Linked DNA regions of Homo sapiens: region 1 is linked to region 2. Evidence: chromatin loops called from intact Hi-C (ENCODE). Cell type or tissue: heart left ventricle. All regions are shown on one strand. Each heading gives the region's core, and the rest is flanking DNA. Links, peaks and the distances in the headings are about the cores only.

Region 1 (10,322 bases), core at 345-8,344, 76 kb after region 2:
GACCAGCCTGACCAACGTGGAGAAACCCCGTCTCTACTAAAAATACAAAATCAGTTGGGCATGGTGGGACACGCCTGTAATCCCAGCTACTCTGGAGGCTGAGGCAAGATAATTTCTTGAACCCAGGAGGCGGGGGTTGTGGTGAGCCAAGATCGTACCATTGCACTCCAGCCTGGGCAACAAGAGCAAAACTCCGTCTCAAAAAAATAAATAAATAAATAAAAAGAAAGAAAGAAAGAAAACAAATATTAAAATGAGCAAAATACTTTTTATTGATACATAATAACCTACATATATATGGAGTACACATGATATTCCGATACATACATACAGTGTGTAATGATCAAATCAGGGTAATTAGGATATCTATCACTTCACACATTTATCATTTCTTTCTGTAGAGAACATTCCAAACCTTCTCTTCTATTTTGAAATAATAAATTATTGTTAACTATAGCCACAATGCAGTGCTATCAAACACTAGAACTTATTCCAATTGTTTTTTTTTTTTTTTAAGACAGCATTCTAGCTCTGTCGCCCAGGCTGGAGTGCAGCGGCGCTATCTCGACTCACGGCAACCTCCGCCTCCTGACTTCAAGCGATTCTCCTGCCTCAGCCTCCCAAGTAGCTGGGACTAGTCACGTACCACCACGCATGGCTAATTTTTGTATTTTTAGTAGAGACAGGGTTTCACTATGTTGGCCAGGCTGGTCTCGAACTCCTGACCTCGTGATCCGCCCACCTCAGCCTCCCATGCTGGGATTACAGGCATGAGCCACTGCGCCCGGCCTCTAACTGTATTTTTACACCCATTGACCAATCTGTCTTCCTACCCTTTGCCCCCCTACCCTTCCCAGCCTCTGGTAACCATTGTTCTACTCTCTACCTTCCCGAGATCAACTTTTTTTAAATCCCAAGAGTGAGAACATGCAACATGTCCGTGCTTGGCTTATTTCACTGAACATAATGTTCTCCAGTTACATCCATGTTGCTGGAAATGACAGGATATCATTCTTTTTTATGGCTGAATAATATTCCGTGTATATATACATTTTCTTTATCCATTCGTCTGCTGATGGATTCAGGTTTTTCCGTATCTTGGAAACTGTAAATAGTACTGTAATAAACGCTGGAATGCAGATCTCTCTTCAATACATTGATTTCCTTTCTTTTAGTTTATACTTTGTGGTGAAATTGCTGGATCATATGGCAGATCTATTTTGATTTTTTTGAGGAACCTCCATACTGTTTTTTACAGAGGCTACACTAATTTATATTCCCAATAAAACTGTCCTACCATTCCCCTTTCTCTTTATCCTCACAAGAATCTTTTTTATTTTATTTTATTTTTTTTTTTGTCTTTTTGATAGCCATTTTAACTGGGGTGAGACGATATCTCATTGTGGTTTTGATTTGCATTTCCCTGATTCACGATGTCGAATATTTTTTCATGTACCTGTTGGCCACCTGTACATCTTCTTTTGTGAAATGTCTATTCAGATCATTTGCCCATTTTAAAAATCAGATTATTTGGCTTTTTGCCATTGTTTCAGCTCCTTATATATTCTTGTTATTAATCCCTCGTCAGATGGATATTTTGCAAATGTTTTCTCTGATTCAATAAGTTGTCTCTTTACTCTGTTGGTTATTTCCTTTGCTGTACAGAAGCTTTTTAGCTTAATATAATACCATCTATTTTTGCTTTTATTGCCTGTGCTTTTAAGTTTTTACCTCAAAAAAATCTTTGCCCAGAACAATGTCCTGAAGCATTTCCACAATGTTTTTGCCTAGTAGTTTCACAGTTTCAGGTCTTACATTTAAGTATTTAATCCACAAAATAAGAAAGAGATTTGAAAGGATACTTCAGTCCAGGCATAGTGGCTCACACCTATAAGCCTGGCACTTTGGGAGACCAAGGCAGGAGGATCACTTGAGCCCAGGAAATAAAGACCAGCCTGGACAACATACTGAGATCTTGTCTCTACAAAAATATAAACAAAATTAGGTGGGCATGGTGGCATGTGCCTGTGGTCTCAACTACTCAGGAGGTTGAGATGGGAGGATCACTTGAGCCTGGGAGGTCAAGGCAGCAGTGAGCCAAGGTCACACCACTGCATTCAGCCTGGGTAACAGAGCAAGACCCTGTCTCAACAAAAAAACAAACAGAAGGCTAAAAGAAAAACGATATGGAAACTTCACCAAAGAAAATATGCAGATGGCAAATAAACACAGGAAAACAGTTCAATATTATTAGACATCAGGGAAATGCAAAATTAAAATCAAAGGTGATATCACTACACATGTAAAATAAAAAATAACTGACAATACCAAGTACTAGAATTCTCATTGCTAGTGAGAATGCAAAATGGCACAGCCACCGTGGAAAAGAATTTGGCAGGTTTCTACAAAGGAAAACAGTTGGGCAAGGTGCAGTGGCTCATGCCTGTAATCCCAGCACTTTGAGAGGCTGAGGAGGGCAGATTGCTCGAGCCTGAGAGTTCAATACCTGCCTGAGCAACACAGCAAAACTCTGTCTCTACCAAAAATGCAAAAATTAGCCAGACATTGTGGTGCATGCCTGTAGTCCCAGCTACTCAGAAGCCTGAGGGAGGAGGATCACCTGAGCCTAGGAGGACAAGGCTGCAGTGAGATGTGATCATGCCTCTGCTCTCCAGCTTGGGCGATAGAGCAAGACCCTGTTTCAAAACAAAACAAAAGGAAAACAGTTTAGCATTTTCTTAGAAATCAAAACATATACTTACCATACAACCCAGCAATGCAACTGCAAGGTATTTACTCAAGAGAGTAAATAATTTTGACATCCATTAAAATCCTGTATGTGGCCAGGTGTGGTGGCACACACCTGTAATCCCAGCACTTGGGGAAACTGAGGTGGGAGGGTCACTTGAGGCCAGGAGTTCAAAACCAGCCTGGGCAATATCTCTATCTCTCTATCTGTTACAAAAAATTAAAAAACTGAGTGTGGTGGCACATGCCTGTAGTCCTAGCTACCCAGGAGGCAGAGGTAGGAGGATCACTTGAGCCCAGGAGGTTGAGGCTGCAGTGAGCCGTGTTTGCACTACTGCACTCCAGCCTGAGTGACAGACTGAGACTCTGTCTCAAAAAAAAAACCCACCCACATGTCCTTCATTTGGTGAACGGATAAACAAACTGTGATAATATCCATACAATGGAATACTATTTAATAATAAAAATAAATTATGGACACAAGGAATAATATGCATGAATGTCAAATTCAGTATGGTAAGTAAAGGAATAATTCCATTTATATGACATTCTGGAAAAATGCAACACTATACAAACAGAAAACAGTTCAGTGGTTGCCAAAGGCCAGAAATGTGGAAAGAGGTTGACTACAAGGGGCAAAAGAAAATTTTTGGGGTGATGGAATTGTTCTATAACATGACGATGGTGGTGGTTGGTGGTTACATGACTGTTATCTGTTTATCAAAACTCAGAACTATACTCCAAAAAATATGAATTTTACTGAAGGTAAATTATACTCCAATTAAAAAACTGAAGGTAAACACCAAAAGAATAGAAATGTAACAACTAACTTTCAAACTAGCTGAGGAAAATATAAAGAAAACAATCTAAAAGAAGGCACAAAAGGAGCAGAAAAGTGATAAAAATAGAAACAATAAGAAGGCAGGCCGGACGCGGTGGCTCACGCCTGTAACCCTAGCACTTTGGGAGGCCGAGGCGGGTGGATCATCTGAGGTCAGGAGTGTGAGTCAACATGGTGAAACCCCATCTCTACTAAACATACAAAAATTAGCTGGGCGTGGTGGCACGTGCTTGTAATTCCAGCTACTCAGGAGGCTGAGGCAGAAAATCGCTTGAATCCAGGAGGCAGAGGTTGCAGTGAGCCAAGGGTTTCCCACTGCACTCCAGCATGGGTGACAGAGTGAGACTCCATCGGAAAGCGAAGGGAAGGGGAGGGGAGGGGAGGGAAGGAACCCAGCCATGGCTCTTAGTTGCACCAATTCAATAAGGTTCCTATTTCCTCCAGTAAAATTTAAATAACACAGTGCTGGCAAATGGACCTAGTATAATTTTCAAAGGTGTTGTAAAAATGTGATGACAGACATTAGATTAAGTAAACTGAAATGAGGACAAAGTGTACTTTCAGTTGACTTTGAAACTTCAAAAGAAATGAATCAGTAAGAAAAGAAGACTGATTGGTTATGAACTGAAAAGGTCAAGGCTGGACAGAAAATAAACAAGAATGAATTTCAGAGATATTAATCCTATATTTCCCAGCAGGTACAGATGTATAAACAGAGAAGTGAAGACTTTGCTGAAAATAAATTAAAACCTATTTTGTAAGACTTAAAATTTTTTTAAAGATATCAATAAAAAATGTACTTCTACATCTACAATGTTATCTAAACCTCAAAACAGTAATTTTTTGATAGAAAGAGTATTCTCATCTATTTTTGACAATGATGAAACTGAGGCATGAAGATTAAGGCATACATATCATACCCAACAGCAGACCCAGAACTAGAACATAAATTCTGCTAATCTCCATTCTTTTACCTTTTTCTGTCAACTTAAGTGGAAAGAGGAAGTAAAACCAGTCCCTCAATTCATCTATAAAACCCACTTATGTATAAAATCCACATATAAACGGCCATTCTATAAGAGTGGTTTGCTGCTACTATAATGAACAGAATTCTCAGATCTCACGTAAATAACAAGCCCATCTAATGCATTCTAAATTGTTTCATTTACAAAATCAAATGAAAGAAAAACTTAAAAATATCACCTACACCTACTATATTTATCTTTGTGATAGCTTCGACATAGTGCTGCGGTTAAGTACTACTTTTCCTTTTGCTATAACCCTACTAACATAGCACATAAAATAATTTTTACATTTTTTGAATATTACAAACTGATATTCTAAGGCTTATGTATCAGTTTATTTTTTAATTTTTTTTTAATTCCAAACTTGCTCTTCCTGGTATATGCTATTGTTTTGGTGGGTTTTTTTTGGAGTCTTGCTCTGTCGCCCAGGCTGGAGTGCGGTGGTGCAATCTCGCCTCACTGCAAACTCAGCCTGCCGGGTTCCTGCCATTCTCCTGCCTCAGCCTCCCAAGTAGCTGGGACTACAGGCTCCTGCCACCATGCCCGGCTAATTTTTTTGTATTTTTAGTAGAGACGGGGTTTCCCCGTGTTAGCCAGGATGGTCTTGATCTCCTGACCTCGTGATCCACCCGCCTCGGCCTCCCAAAGTGCTGGGATTACAGGCGTGAGCCACCGCGCCCGGCCGTATGTGCTACTGAACACCGCAAGTGGCAAAACTCCTTTCAGCCAAGAGTTGGGATGAATTCTGAAAAACACTGCTCAGTGAACCCCAACAACTAAACTGTTCCATTAAATGTGTCAGTCCTAATTAATAACTCTAAGAACCACTCTCAACTTCTGAAGCTGACATACTATGAATTTACAGTAATGTTATCATAACTGGGCAAAGAAAAAAATTCCATTGACTAAACACCCAAAAGATAACCAAGACACCTGTAAAACACAAGCAAATGTGATAAGAGATACTTAACACTGTACAAGCATTCCAATACAACTATTCTCAAATATTTTACCAAAAAGTCAAGAACTTTAGGGGAAATAAAATAACTGCTAACATACATCTGTTACACAGATTTCATCACTTAACAACAAAGTAGAAAGTAGGATTGATCTAGGATACAGATATAATTCCTACAACTGCATGTCTTAATTATAATAAAAAGATGATGTGTAATAGGTTATTTTTCCTACAGATTAGAAAGAGAAGCTTATTAAAATGTTTAATCAAATGGAAAAATATTATGTAAGATCTATATTATAAAGTTTAGACTGGATATTAATAATTGAGACCTTTAATAATTTGGTAAATTATATTAATGGCATCTAGTCCTTCAGATAATTCCTAAGGTTTTCATCCCTTCTTTGCTTAGGAAATTGGGTAACCATAGTCACAAGCAGGTAGAAGCAGCTCAGAGGCAGAGGTTAGCAAGGGCAGCACAAATTCCCATGTGCAAAGAACAGCTCCTGATCCTAAAGAACTCCACTGTCCAAGAAAATAATAATAAATTTGGAAAACTGTCTTTTAAATTATACAGTAAGATATGTTCGGGCTGGGTGCGGTGGCTCACAGCTGTAATTCCAGCACTTTGGGAGGCTGAGGCAGGTGGATCACCTGAGGTCAGGAGTTCAAGACCAGCCTGACCAACATGGAGAAGCCCGTCTCTACTAAAAATACAAAAAAATTAGCTGAGCCTGGTGGCGCATGCCTGTAATCCCAGCTACTAGGGAGGCTGAGACAGAAGAATCGTTTGAACCAAGGAGGCAGAGGTTGCAGTGAGCCGAGATTGTGCCATTGCACTACAGCCTGGGCAACAAGAACGAAACTTTGTCTCAAAAGAAAAGAAAAAAAGATGTTCAAAACTGGTAATCCCAGCACTTTGGTAGGCCAAGGCGGGTGGATCACCTGAGGTCAGGAGATCCAGACCAGCCTGACCAACATGGAGAAACCCCATCTCTACTAAAAATACAAAAAAATTAGCCGAGCTTGGTAGCACATGCCTGTAATCCCAGCTACTCGGGAGGCTGAGGCAGGAGAATCGTTTGAACCCAGGAAGCAGAGGTTGCAGTGAGCCGAGATTGCGCCACTGCACTCCAGCATAGGCAACAAGAACGAAACTCAGTCTCAAAAAAAAAAAAAAGGTATGTTCATACCATATTATCCACTTCTTTTACTTTCCAGAATTAAGGACATAATCATAAATAAGGACAAAGAAAAGCCATATATTTAAGGAGATAATATCCCCGGTACTGTGATTTGATCTTTACAAATTAAGTGAATATATTAAATTATCACATATACCCCAAAACTATGTACATCTTTTATGCATCAATAAGTAACAAAATAAATAAAGACAAAGATTTATGTGGCAGAGAGTTTACCACTGAGTTTTTATATTTTGAAAAAAACAAAATGTTCAAAATGGGAAAAAAAGTTAAATACATAGCACTACCACCATGAAATGAAAAGCTATGAAATCTTTAAAGAAACCATTTTTAAGAATTATTTAATGACAAAGAAATACATTCACATTTTGTTGGGAAAAAGAACACATATAAAATTACATACAGCTTAATCCCCATTAATTTTATAATCAGGAAAAAACATTTTTAAGAAAGCTGATTAGCATTGTATGAATGATAAACTTGGCTGACCACACTAATCTGCATTCTAGATCTGTACTGCCAGGAACTGAACAAAAGAAAATAAAGTGGGAAAATTTTATCACCTACCACGAAGGTCTAGGCATATTTGATTTACAGATTAATTTTCAGTCAGCCTCATATATTCCAATTTTTTTTTAATAAAAAGCGAGGCAGGAGTGTCATCCTTTTGGACCTTACGTGTGTCATTCTGACAATAGCTGAGACTTAAAAGCACTAACGAATATTTAAATCTACTCCACAGTTCCATTATCTTCATCTAAACAATAAAGGTAAGTCTACATTTTAATTCATTGAGGATGAGTTCAAGGTAATCCTGGAATTTTTGAGAAGATACTCCGAAAATTAGGGAGGAAAAATTTATACCGTATATGACTGAAATTAGAAGAAGTAATCAGAGGAGATTTTTATGGATCCTCCATAACCTAAAGTAAGGAAAAGACAGAAAGAGAATCTGGAACCCCATTTTGCTATGTGACCTTGGATATGTTCCTTAGCTTCTCTTAGTGCTAGTTCATTCGTTCACAAAACAAAGATAACTAACAACTTGCTCAAAGAACTCTAAAAAGTATTAAACTGCCAGCACAACGTTTAGCACACAGTGGGGAACTCAGGAAATAGTAGTTATAAATACTATTTTAAACAATAATGCAGCTGGATAGTGTACATTCTCAATTATATTAGCCCATCTAAAGTAAATCCCCCATCTAAGTAATATTGGGTCTAAATTCACTGAGTCCAAAGTGATCACTACACCATTACACCATTGTACCAATTACACAAGACTGGAGTCAATGAATGTATTGTTAAGTTCTTGAATGAACACAGGTATAAAATTATTGGGTTGAAAAGTCTTAATTTCAAACAGAGAATAAAAGGATGGAGAAAAAAGACTTTCCTGTTATTTAAAGAGCAAACCTAAAAATTAAAAAGACGTAAAGAAGAAATCAAATGGGGGGAAAAATAGCAACCATCCCACAATGGCATCTAGAGGGGATGAATAATTTACACCAGTCGGGGTCCAGTCTGGACAATGAAACTGGGAGGAAGAGGTTTTTTTTTTTGTTTTTGTTTTTGTTTTTGAGACAGGGTCTCGCTCTGTCGCCCAGGCTGGAGTGCAGTGGCGCGATCTCGGCTCACTGCAAGATCAGCCTTCCGGGTTCACGCCATTCTCCTGCCTCGGCCTCCTGAGTAGCTGGGACTACAGGCTCCTGCAACCACACCCGGCTAATTTTTTTTTTTGTCTTTTTAGTAGAGACGGGGTTTCACAATGTTAGCCAGGATGGTCTCGATCTCCTGACCTTGTGGTCCGCCCGCCTCGGCCTCCCAAAGTGCTGGGATTACAGGCGTGAGCCACCGTGCCCGGCCGGAAGAGGTTCTTATATAGGGCTGCTTACTTGTGATTCCCACTCATCATTCCTTATCAAGAAAATGATGACTGCAACATAAATCCTAATTTGAAAGAAAGCACAGCATCATCATTACCGTACCGCTATTTGTGCATATTAGTGTCAGTGACATGTCTCAGGTTTTAAATGACAAACTCAATTAAATGTTGCAAATACTAACTGGCGGATTAAATCTCTATAATCCAAGTATCCTAAGCCCCTACATAAACTCATCAGTTTTGAATATTTAATAAAATTCTGAACTTTGTGTTTTAGAACTGAAATGCGAGTTAAGTTTTACCTACCCAACAAGACTATACACTCTTCATGGTGGGGACCATTTAAAAAATTATATTATCACTTAAAGAGAACTTTTATAAATTCCACAATCCCGGACATTATGTTCTAACAGCATGTGTTAACGTATCCTCCCAGAATGTAAATACTGGTGTTTGTCATGAAATCCTCAGTGCGCCCTAACAAGAGTTTTCCTCTAATCAGTCAAGTAAAAGATGCTGGGTGGATGCAATCATGGCCATTTAAAAGAATGCTGGTATATATGTTTTGCAAATTACCCAAGAAGGAAACATTATAACAGGAATGAATCAGCACAAATTCATCAACACTAAAATATATGCATGTATTCGGCCAATGGTGGATTTCGCTTTATGTGCAGATTATGACACCTTTATGCTTCAAAATGAGTTTGGGATTGTGGGCGGAGGCTGGAAGGTTGACGAGTAAGGATGTGGAAAGCGGGTACTACCAGGGCTGGAGATTTCCCAGGGCTGTCACCGATTGAAAGTGACCTTATGTGCCTTAACAAAGGAAGTCATGAAAGCTTGGCACAGGAGCCTTAAAAGTAAGGAACCGAATACAATGCAAGTGTGCGCTGAACCCGCTAGAACAGGAGCACGTTTGAGGGCAAGGGTTTTTGTCTGTTTTCATCACTGCCACAAGGCAGGCGCTTTGAATGGAACGTGGAGGTCTGCAACGTATTCAGCGATACGCATTCATTTTAGGAGACAAGGGCAATACATATTGCCTAAAAATTTTATCGGAATAAACTACAGCGACGACACTACAAAATACTTCCATCTCAGGTCCCATTACCCAAGAGGAAAGTCTCAGAACCGAGAGCCCTGTGAAACCGCCTGTGCCCTCTCGGCGAGAAGTTCTCCAGTACTCCCAGGCTCGCCCCGCGTTTCCCCGGCTCCCGCCCCGGCGCAAGGCAGGCCGAGAACCGCCAGCTGCGCCCCCGGGCCCGGCCTTGACTGACGGGCGCCCCGGACCATTACAAACAACGGGTTTCCGAAGCGTGGGCCCGGCCCAGCGGACGCAGACGGCCCGCACTTACCGCGCCGCAGCTCGTCCCACAGCCCACAGACCACAGCCCGGGGCGGGGTAAGGGGCTTCGGGCACGAGTGTGGGCTGTGAAAACACGGGCATAAGTCTGGGCCGAGCACCGACCTGGGCGTCCCGCATTTTCCTCGCGCAACATCGGTCCCTGGGCAGCGCAACTGTAAGGACAGGAACCGCCGCGGCGCGCTCCCAGTTCCTTTTTTACCTCTTCCCGCCCGATTTGCCGCGCGCTCGCGCCCCTCCTCCAACCCCAAAGGACTCCTTCGGGGCTGGAAAACGCCCCTTCCCCGCCCCCTC
Region 2 (10,322 bases), core at 961-8,960:
TGCTGTCACTTCTGCATTAATAAACACCAGGACCTGCTGAGTAATTACAGAATAACCTCATAATAAAATGCAGTGAAGAGCTCTAATTAAATGTTAATGTTGCTTAAAACTATCCTACTTTAAAATGAAAATTTTCCATCCATGTATCCTAATGAGTTATCAGAATGCATTACTCCCAAATAAAATGTACAAACGAGAAGGTAAACATAAAATATTACCACCAGTAGGCATGTGTGTGGAAACATTTATAATCAAAATTAATATACTACATTAAAATTACTGAAATATAAATGCATACCAAAATGCTGTAACAACAATGGGGGAAGATTTTTATGAAAGCTCATGCTTCACTTTGAAAGGGAAAAATGCCAAATTATTCTTCAGTCACGTAGTAGGCAATAGAGGTTAAAGCTACTTCTGAACATGGGACTAACACAAGTTAAACTAAGAACATCTACAACTTCTATAAAATAATAGAGCTAAAAGAAAACTCACTGTCTAATTGAAGAAACAAGGACTTCCATTTACTTTATTCTTTAAAATCTGCCAAGAAGGGGTTCCCCTCCCATATTATGTTGCTCTGCTTCTTCACCCACACATCATCCTTCTGGGCATTTAGTGTGCTGACCTAGGTAGACATGGTGAAAATCTATTACTCATAGGTATCTATATAAACCCATTACTCTTTTTGTTTTTTGTTTTTTTTTTTTTTGAGATGGAGTCTCACTCTGTCACCCAGGCTGGAGTGCAGTGGCACAATCTTGGTTCACTGCAACCTCCGCCTCCCATGTTCCAGCGATTCTCCTGCCTCAACCTCCCAAGTAGCTGGGATTACAGACGCCCACCACCACACCCAGCTAATTTTTTATCGTTTTGGTAGAGATGGGGTTTCACCACATTGGCCAGGCTGGTCTCAAACTCCTGACCCCAAGTGATCCACCCACCTCGGCCTCCCAAAGTGCTAGGATTACAGGCGTGAGCCACTGTGCCCCGCCCAACCCATTTCAATTTTCATATCACAGGAAGAAAGTCACAATCATTCCTCCTTCCTTTACATTGCCGGAATAAACAAGTCAATCCATTTAGTCTTTGGAAAAGACCTATCCCCCAACTCTTCTGCCATTATCTGCTGAAATCTGCTATACATTCATCTCACATTTCTGTCAAACCACTTATACTGCTACTTCTCATAGGCCTAATTAATATTCTTTCATGTAATCAGTCTTAAAATACAATCACAAACCTAGTATAGTATTACCTAAAGAATTCTGCAATATGTATTCCTGTTTTGTACTTCCTGTTAGCTTACTCTTTTTCTCCAAGATGAAAAACTAAGAAAAGTTTTATCATTGACAAATTTGAAATCTTTGTTTCCATTACCAGGCTCTTGCGTTATTAGGGATATGTGCCCACTTCAGTGACCTGAGTCCTGGATATCTCCCACACTTGACCTTCCAAGAAGTGGAATCCCTCACACCCACTTATAATACAAGCTGTTGATGCTGCTATTGATAAAGATATTTGTTTACTGCTGACTGTGATGAGATATGTTGGGACCTTTTCTTCCCAGTTTACACCAAATACATAGAAGAGGTGACTTTTCCTAGCGTTCCTCAGATTCTCTTTGGCCATGGCTATGTCTCTTTGGAACAAGACTAGATGCTCTAAGAACTTCTGCTGAACAGCTTGTACAGCCCGAGAGGAGAAGGAGGGAAGGCAAGGAGACATCCAGGGCCTGGCTGAGACATCTCATGTTCTCTCCCATCCCTGGGAACTTCCCATCTGTGTGCAGGGGATTGTCTGTGTCATGAAGAACCAACATGGCACTGACCACCAATCAGTCACCAGACACCACAAAGAGTTGTCGGCAAATGGCGAGACCTCCCCTGCTGCCCCTTGGAGAACAGGAAATAGAGTCACTCGGCAGTTTTCAGGAGGATAATACTTCAGGACACAAGCTTTGGAGTCAGACAGACTTGAGTTTGCATCTCAGTTCTGATGCTTGCTAGTTGTGCCCCCTTGAGCAGTTTGCTTAATCTCTCTGAGCCTCCATTTCATCATCTATGCATTGAGAATAATGCTCACCTCACAAGATTATTATGAGAAATAGGTGAGCAATATATGACAAGCACTTGGCATGCTGAGTGATTCAAGTATTTAATTAGTGGAAGCTGCTATTATTACTACTACCGCCTCTATTAATGGTGTCTTTCCCCGCAAGTAGCAACACCTCCTGGCTTCTATAGTAACACTGATGTTCTTACCTTGAAAAACTTTCAAGTCATCTTGGCCTCTCCCTCAGTCCCCACATCCAAAGTCACCAGGTCTTATCAATCCATCCTCTCCTTTGCATCTCCATTGCCACTCCTCTAGTTTATAGCTTCACTAACTCTCACCTTGACCTTCACTCAGTAAATGTCTATTAAAGCACCTACTGTGTGCTGGGCATGGTGTAAAATACACACATGTAAAATATCTCAAAATATGTATAATCTGGTGGTATGGCAAGGAAATACAGACATTTAGACAGGTAACCAGAATGCAAGGCCAAATGAAACAGCATGGAATATTTAGAAAGGTTTCACATACATATGATTCAACAACAACAAAAAAGATGTACAGGAAGGTTTCACAGAGGCATTGCCCCTTGAGGGGAAACTTGAACAATTAATAAAAAGAAGAAAAAAAAGGCATTACAGTCTGAGAAAACAGCATGAGCAAACACAAGACCTCAAGAATTATGTCACGTGGAGAAAATGCTGAGTTATACAGTGGGACCAGAGTGGGTGGGGAGGACAGAGCCACAGCTGAAGTCGGAAGCAGTCAGTCAGGGGAGTGGAGTGCTTCCAATTCCCCTTCAATGTGGATTCCTCCTGCCTCAAGGTGGATTCCCCTTAAAAGTCTGCCTCCTCCCCTAAAGGCTGTACAGCTATAGACAAAGTACTTACCTTCCCTGAGACTCATTTGTAAAATGCAGACAACAAAATACCTACTTCATGCTGTTCTTGAGGGGATTAAATGAAATAATGTAGGTAAAGAACTTTACACAATGCCTAGACTATAGTAGGCACTTCACAGATGGTAGTTACTGTTTTCCTAGGAAGCTGTCATGGACTGAATGTTTGTGTTTCACAAAAATGTGTATGTCAAAGCACTAACCCACAGTCTGGCTCTATTTGGAGATGGGGCCTCTATGGAACTAAGGTTAAATGAGGTCATAGGGTGTGACCCTGGAGTCTTGATTCAAAAGGATTAGCCTTTATAGAAAGAAACACCAGAGAGCTTGCTCTCTCTCTCCATGAGCACCACCAAGTAAAGGCCACATAAGCACACAGTAAGAAGGTGGCCATTTGCAAGCCATCTGCCCTCACCAGAAACTGAACTGGCCAGAACCTTGAACTTCTAGCCTCCATAACTGTGAGGAAATAAATTTCTGTTGTTTAAGCCCCAAGTCTATGGTATTTTATTATGGCAGCTCAAGCTGACTAGTACGGAGGCCTTGAATGGCATTTTAAGGGGTTTATTCTTTATTTTGTGGACAATGGAGATGCCTTAAACATTTCTGAGAAGGCAAGAATTAACATTTATATCTGACTATCTGAGAGTTGAAGAGTAATGGGGATGTCCTCTTTACTGACCTCCTGCACCCTGCCCCTGCCTCTTCCCATCCATTCATGACAACCAGTCTATGATTAATATCTCCAATATGGCTCAGATGAGCTGCTCAAAATGTTGGCCTATAGAATACAGCCTGGATCCCTTAGTTTGGCATTCAAGCTGGGAAGATCAGACCCTGGCTTTTGCCACATTTGTGTCTTTGCTCAAACTGTTCCTTCCACCAATAATATTATTTCCTACTGTTTTCAGACAGAATCCAATTTATCCTTTAAGACCAATGCCCATGCCACTTGTCTTATGATGTCTCCTCTCCACTGAACCCCTACCGTTTATGCCTCTAGCATGTCACGGTGGTCAACCTCTCTATTCTAAATAATGTTGTTTATAGCTCCTCTAGTAGACTGTAATGACCTGAGGTCAATTTTTGTGGCTTTCACATTACATGGCACAGAAAAGAATTTGAAGGAGGTATGAGGGAAAATCTATAAAGCAGGAGAGAAAAACATTAGGCTTACATAGGAGAGAGACAGTCTGGAAGAGAAGAGGGTTTTTGAGAGCAAAAACTCTTATTGAAAGGAGAATTAGAGTCACTTGATGTGGGTGTGCATTGTGAAACAGATGAATTTCCCTGCACCCCAATTCCCTACAGAGTCTCCATCTCCATTATACTCCCATACACGTGAATTCTCTGAAATTCCCATGAGATACTAGATGGGAAAGATGGTTATTGGGTGACAATAATCATAATCATAGTTAACATCTGTTGAAGACATACCTGGTGCCTGGCGCTGGGCTACAGTACAGGTTTTCAGTATTCCATATGTTATGTTCTTTTTTAGTCCTGAAATGCCTGTCTTTCTGTTGATATAATGTGGCCATTTAAGTGTTCTTTTCATCTGAAATTTTATTCAGAGATTTATCCAGAGGATTATATGCTGCATTAAAACAATGAGTTCAGTCAGGGAGCATTCATTTAGAAAGTTTCTAACCCTATCCCTCCTCTGTTTAAGACTAATATTAAGACCCTTACTTAAGACTCAGGCACTTACATCACTGTAGTTTTAATTCCAACTTTCTGGCTTACTAATGAGGAAAAACAACTTTTATTTTGATTTTGAAAACATCTATTAAATCCCTATAAAATATCTTGGTTTTTTTAAAAATACATCTGAGATAATCTTTCCCTACACATATTTTAAAAACCTTAAAACCTTTTCCTTTTTTTAAAATGTTTTATTTCCATACGTTTTGGGGGGAATGGGTGATGTTTGGTTACATAAGTTCTTTGCTGGTGATTTGTGAGATTCTGGTGCACTTATCTCCAGAGCAGTATACACTGAACCCACTTTGTAGTCTTTTATCCCTCACTCCCTTTCCACCCTTTCCCCTGAGTCACCAAAGTCCATTGTATCATTCTTATGCCTTTGCATCCTCATAGCTTAGTTCCCACTTATGAGTGAGAACATACGATGGACAAACAACTTTTTTATGTCATTAGTCATTTCTATATTTGCACCCCAGTCTATCAGAGTCACTGGTGAAAACTGGCAAAGGGTGAAGGAGAACTCAGAGAGGAAGAGGCTAGGTGCCCAGGATTAATCCCAGCCCTTGGCATGGAGCCTGCCTGCCTCCTTTTTCCCAGGACCCAGTTCTGTCTCCTTCCCTCCCCTCTATTCCTCCAAGGCCAGCCCCAACCTTTCCTAAGATTTTTATTTTATCTAAAAACTTCCCAATAATTCTACTTGGAGATACTTAAGCCAGGAGGACAAAGGATACACAGTCACAAGCCTGGCGTACTCGCAAGTGAAACAACACCCAGAGACAAAATTTATTTTTAAATAAAATATGGAGATTTCTGGTTACATGAAATAAATATACAAATTACCAGTATTCTCAATGGGCTTCGATGTGTGCAGTTAGTAGCCATGCCCTTTGCTGAGAACTCTACTTGCATTATCTATGTCAGTCCTCATGGAGGGGGGTGCTGAATAATTACTATCTATCTCCTTTAGCAATGGGAAGGGTAGGAAGTTACCCTGGGTAGATGGCGCAGGACACTGAGAGTCCTGTTTTAATTTTGACACAAGGAAAAGAGATTTTGCTATATGCCCTCAGCTAGCTTAGGTAGGAAAGGGAGAATCTCCCTTCTTATTTTAATCAATATGTGACTGATTTAAAGGAGCCTCAGAGGCCTTTAGCACTAACAAGGCCCAATCTCTAGGAATTTAAGAATGACAGTGAGTCTGGCACTGTGAGGAGCCTGATGCATGATACCACCGGGGCGCTGAAAGAACACGGCTTATATCACATCTCACACCCTGCCTAGAGAAAGCCACTTTTATTCTAGGCCAAATTCCAAAGTGAAACTGGCAATGGATTTGTTATAATGTTAAAGTTAAATAAAATTGTTCCCAGTAATACAATCACTTTCCTGCTTTTGAAATCTTTATTGTTTGTTATTACAAAAGCAAATAAAACACACAGAGACTGTTGCTGTGCACACCTGCAGTTCTTATTGCAAGCTCCCCCAACCCTCCCTGAGGGCTTTCTCTAGCAGCAGAAATTAGCTCACTACTGTGCAGGGCAGGCAGGTGCTGCCAGGCTGTAAGCCAATCCCTGTTCCCCCCATAACGAATGGGAGATGGAGGGTAAATTGCCCCTCGGGTGGGACAACCTGAGGTGTGTTCTACACAGTTTTCAGAGGCCCCCAGTGGAATGCAGATCCAGTTGCCCCCAGCAGTGACCTGCTCTGAAGTAGTTTCCTTCCTTTCCCTCTCCCTTCACCTCTGTCATCAGGGCTTCCTGGGATCACCTCCCAAATAAACTACTTCTGCATAAATCACTATATACATCTGAGAAAGCCCAACTCAAGACAATTGCTGTAGTTTGAATATATATACATACATATATATATATGTATGTATATATATATAGTTTGTTTGTTTGTTTGTTTGTTTTGGAGATGAAATCTCACTCTGTCGCCCAGGCTGGAGTGCAGTGGTGCGATCTCGGCTTACTGCAACCTCCACCTCCTGGGTTCAAGCTATTCTCCTCCCTCAGCCTCCCGAGTAGCTGGGACTACAGGCATGTGCCACCCCACCAGGCTAGTTTTTTTTATTTTTAGCAGAGAAGGGGTTTCACCCTATTGGCCAGGCTGGTCTCAACTCCTGACCTTGTGATCCGCCCAACTCGGCCTCCCAAAGTGCTGGGATTACAGGCATGAGCCACCACACCTGGCCCAGTAGTTTGAATATTTATCCCCTCCAAAAGTCATGTTGAAACTTAATCCCCAATGTGGCAGTATTGAGATAGGGCCTTTAAGAGGTGATTGGATCATAAGGGCTCTGCCCTCATAAGTGGATTAATCCATTCATGGATGAATGGGTTAAAGGGTCAATGAATATATGGGTTACCATGGGAGTGGAATGGGTTGCTTTATAAGAAGAGGAAGAGGGACCTGAGCTCACACATTCACACGCTCATCCCTCTTGCTGTGTGATACCCTGCCCTGCCTCAGTTCAGAGTCCCCATCAGCAAGAAGTTTCTTACCAGATGTGGCCCCTCGCCCTGGGACTTCATAGCCTCCGTAACTGGAAGAAATAAATTTCTTTTCTTTATAAATTACCCAGTCCGTTTTCCATTGTTATAAGCAACATAACAATGCCCATATATGAGTTTGCTGAGGCTGCAATACCAGAGTACCACAGACTGGGTGGCTTAAACAACAGAAATTTATTTTCTCACAATTCCAGAGGCTGGAAGTCCAAGATCAAAGTGGCAGCAGGGTTATTTCTTCTGAGGCCTCACTCCTTGGCTTATAGATGGCCATCTTCTCCCCTTGTGTTTACACAGCCTTTCCTCTATTGTGTCTTTGTCCTCATCTACTCCTCTTATAAGGACACCAGTCATATTGCATTAGGGTCCACCTATATGACCTTATTTTACCTTAATTATGTGTAAAGACTCTTTCTCCAAATACAATCACATTCTGAGGTACTGGGATTAGAACTTCAGCATAGGAATTTGGGTGGGAACACAATGCTGCCCCTAAGAGCCCAGTATAATCAAAACAAAGTTATATCAAATATTTATTGAAAACACATGCTTGTGTTGACTTCACCCAGCCAGTGAATGAGTCAAGCCTGGTAGGCTGTGGTGGGATGTTTGCTCTGAATCTGCATAGGCTTGTCTTCCAGAGACACATTTATATTCTGATACTATAAAGCAACCATCAGCATTAAGGGAATTGCCCAGTTAGGAATTTAGCATAGATTAATCCAGGCTCCTTCATTCTAACTATTTCTACTGCCCTCTAGGGTGACCAACTCATCTTGGTTTGTCTGGGACTGTCCCGATTTTAGCAATGAAAGTCCTGCATTTCAGTACTTTTTCCGGGGCACAGCAGGATGGTTGATTATCCTTAGTCTCTCATATTTGAGAAATGCGGGGATTTGGGGGAATCAGGAGTAGATAGAAAGAGAGAGAACAGATGACCATTTTGTTTGTCAGGCTGGGTTGGATTGGATGACTTCTGAAATTGTTTCCCGTTTCATTAGTATGAAGAAACAAAGATGTTATCAACTCCTTGGATATTTACCTCTGAAATTCAGTAGTTGGTGAGAAGGTGAGACCAAACATGATAAAAATAATAACTCTAGCAATATTCCAAGAGAAGCTGAAAGGAAGGTGAGAGAGCAGATAACTCCTTGGGAAAAGGTGTCCTCACACTTCCAGACAGAAGAGATCCTCTCTTCTTCTCCTGCCTCACTCACACACTCATGCTCCTCTCTGATTTCCGGTTATACTGGAAATCATCTGTTAGACTTGTCTGCATGCTTCTTTTTCCTACTAGATACCAAGTTCCTTGAGAGACTGGGTCTTATTCATCATTGAAGACCCTGGCACCAAACAGGTATAAATAATTACCTTTTTTCTTCGTATATTTTATTCACAATACATTGTGCTCCCAAAACCAGCATTACCTCCAGTGGGTATCAGGAGTGCCTGGAAAAGAACATTATTGAATGGGTGATCTCTTCCATAATAATCAAACTAATCCTATTACTGATAGAATTACTGATTAACAGTGCCCTTTCACCCCTTGAAGCTTAGTATTTGTGATAGATCTACACTGTGTCTTTCCATTTGATTCATGCAAGATCTACATTATTAGATTGTAGCCATTTCTCAGCCAAGAGTAATTCTGTTGCTTCAAGCTATACATCTATTCTAATAGATAGAGGTGTTTTTTGTTTTTGTTTTTTACCCAATCTTGTCTGAGGTTTTCCATTGTTTTTGCTAGATAAGTCCAACATTTATTAAGTACCCACTGAATATTTTGCATGAATACCATTGATTTATTCAAAAAAATTGTGTCGGATATTTTAGGACTAATTACAGTGGCAGTGTGGTATTATACAGAATCTCTGCCTTCAAGCAATGTCTGATCTATTGAAGGAAATGAGACATATATACATGAAAAAATAACTGATTGTGGATCTTATGTAAAGCAGTAAATTTAATGTGCCAAATGAGTAACATAGAAAATAAATTCCCTGAATTATAATTATTTTGTTTGTGTTGCCAATTATACTGTGAGTATATTGAGAATATATTATTTTATAACCTCAATACCTGCTTTTAAGAAGACATCTGATTTTTAACAAGTTTCCAAGGTGATTCTTCTTTTTTTTTTTAGACAGAGTCTCCCTTTGTCACCCAGCCTGGAGTGCAGCAGTTTGATCTTGGCTCACTGCAACCTCCGCCTCCCAGTCTCAAGCAATCCACCCCCTCAGCAGCCTCCTGAGTAGCTAGGACTACAGGTGCATGCCACCGTGCCCGGCTAATTTTTGTATTTTTTGTAGAGACAGGGTTCACCATGTTGCCCAAGCTGGTCTCAAAGTCCTGAGCTAAAACAATCCACCCACCTCAGCCTTCCAAAGTGTTGGGATTACAGGCGTGAGCCACCACACCCAGCCTTCCCATGTGATTCTAATTATGCTGAAGTTTAAGAATCACTACTGTGGACAATAGGAAGAGATTAAAGAATTTGGGCAATAACATGGCATGATAGAGATATTTGATGAAGATTCATCTGGTGGAGTGCAAGATAGAGCAGAGCATGGAGAAACTGAAGATAGAGGAGACAGAAAGAAAGCTGACTGCATTTTTCCATGCATGAGATAATAACACCGGAACATTAGGAATAGTATGAAGGAAAGATCGGGTAGGCATGGAAAACATTGAGAAGGAGGAATCGCTGAACTTGGTGACTGAGTGTTAAAGAAGAAGAGGGGGAATGAAAAATAATTTCAACATCTTTAACTTTAAAAACTGGAATAATAATAACAGTAACAGCTAACATATATTAATCACTGTGGCAGTCACTGTGGCCTGGCTGCCTCTACAACCATGCCCAACTCTCTTCTCTTATTACAGAAGCTGGAAAACTAGATCGTCACTTTCTTAGCCTCCTTCAAAGTCACGGGAGGACATGTGACTTAGTCCTGGCAATAAGATGTAGGGAGAAATCTTTTGGAAGGCTCCTGGGAACTGGGAAAGCTTTTGCTTTCCTGATGCAAGAGACAGTCGATGCCACCCCTGCCTTTTCCCCTTCATTTTGCCTTGATCCCTGGAGCTGCAGCAGCCTGGTGACCTGTGATAGCCATGAAGATGAAAAGCTGACATGGGAAAGATGGCAGAAG

What was found. A loop is a pair of places that touch in the nucleus more often than their neighbours do. Peaks named below come from ENCODE experiments on the same cell type or tissue, not always from the same donor. Only the 100,000 strongest peaks of a DNase experiment are listed, where the experiment ranks them.
Region 1: it touches region 2 in a loop (10-fold over the local background); 13 of 110 quality-filtered maps call a loop at or near these places.

Annotation. Positions count from the first base shown.
Region 1 is chr9:83,980,703-83,991,024 of GRCh38, reverse strand. It overlaps RMI1 (RecQ mediated genome instability 1), which reads right to left and starts at 10,220. Exons shown (of 3, transcript NM_001358291.2): 1 at 10,134-10,220. RefSeq lists a silencer at 9,807-9,886 and enhancers at 9,531-10,039, 10,097-10,186, 10,207-10,276, 10,040-10,322. In heart left ventricle, for the core only: no CTCF peak of the experiment used is centred there; no DNase peak of the experiment used is centred there.
Region 2 is chr9:84,057,601-84,067,922 of GRCh38, reverse strand. It overlaps LOC101927575 (a long non-coding RNA gene), which reads right to left and starts at 4,480. Exons shown (of 9, transcript NR_110995.1): 1 at 4,394-4,480; 2 at 496-628. In heart left ventricle, for the core only: no CTCF peak of the experiment used is centred there; a DNase peak (open chromatin) is centred at 5,231; H3K27ac peaks cover 1,591 bases.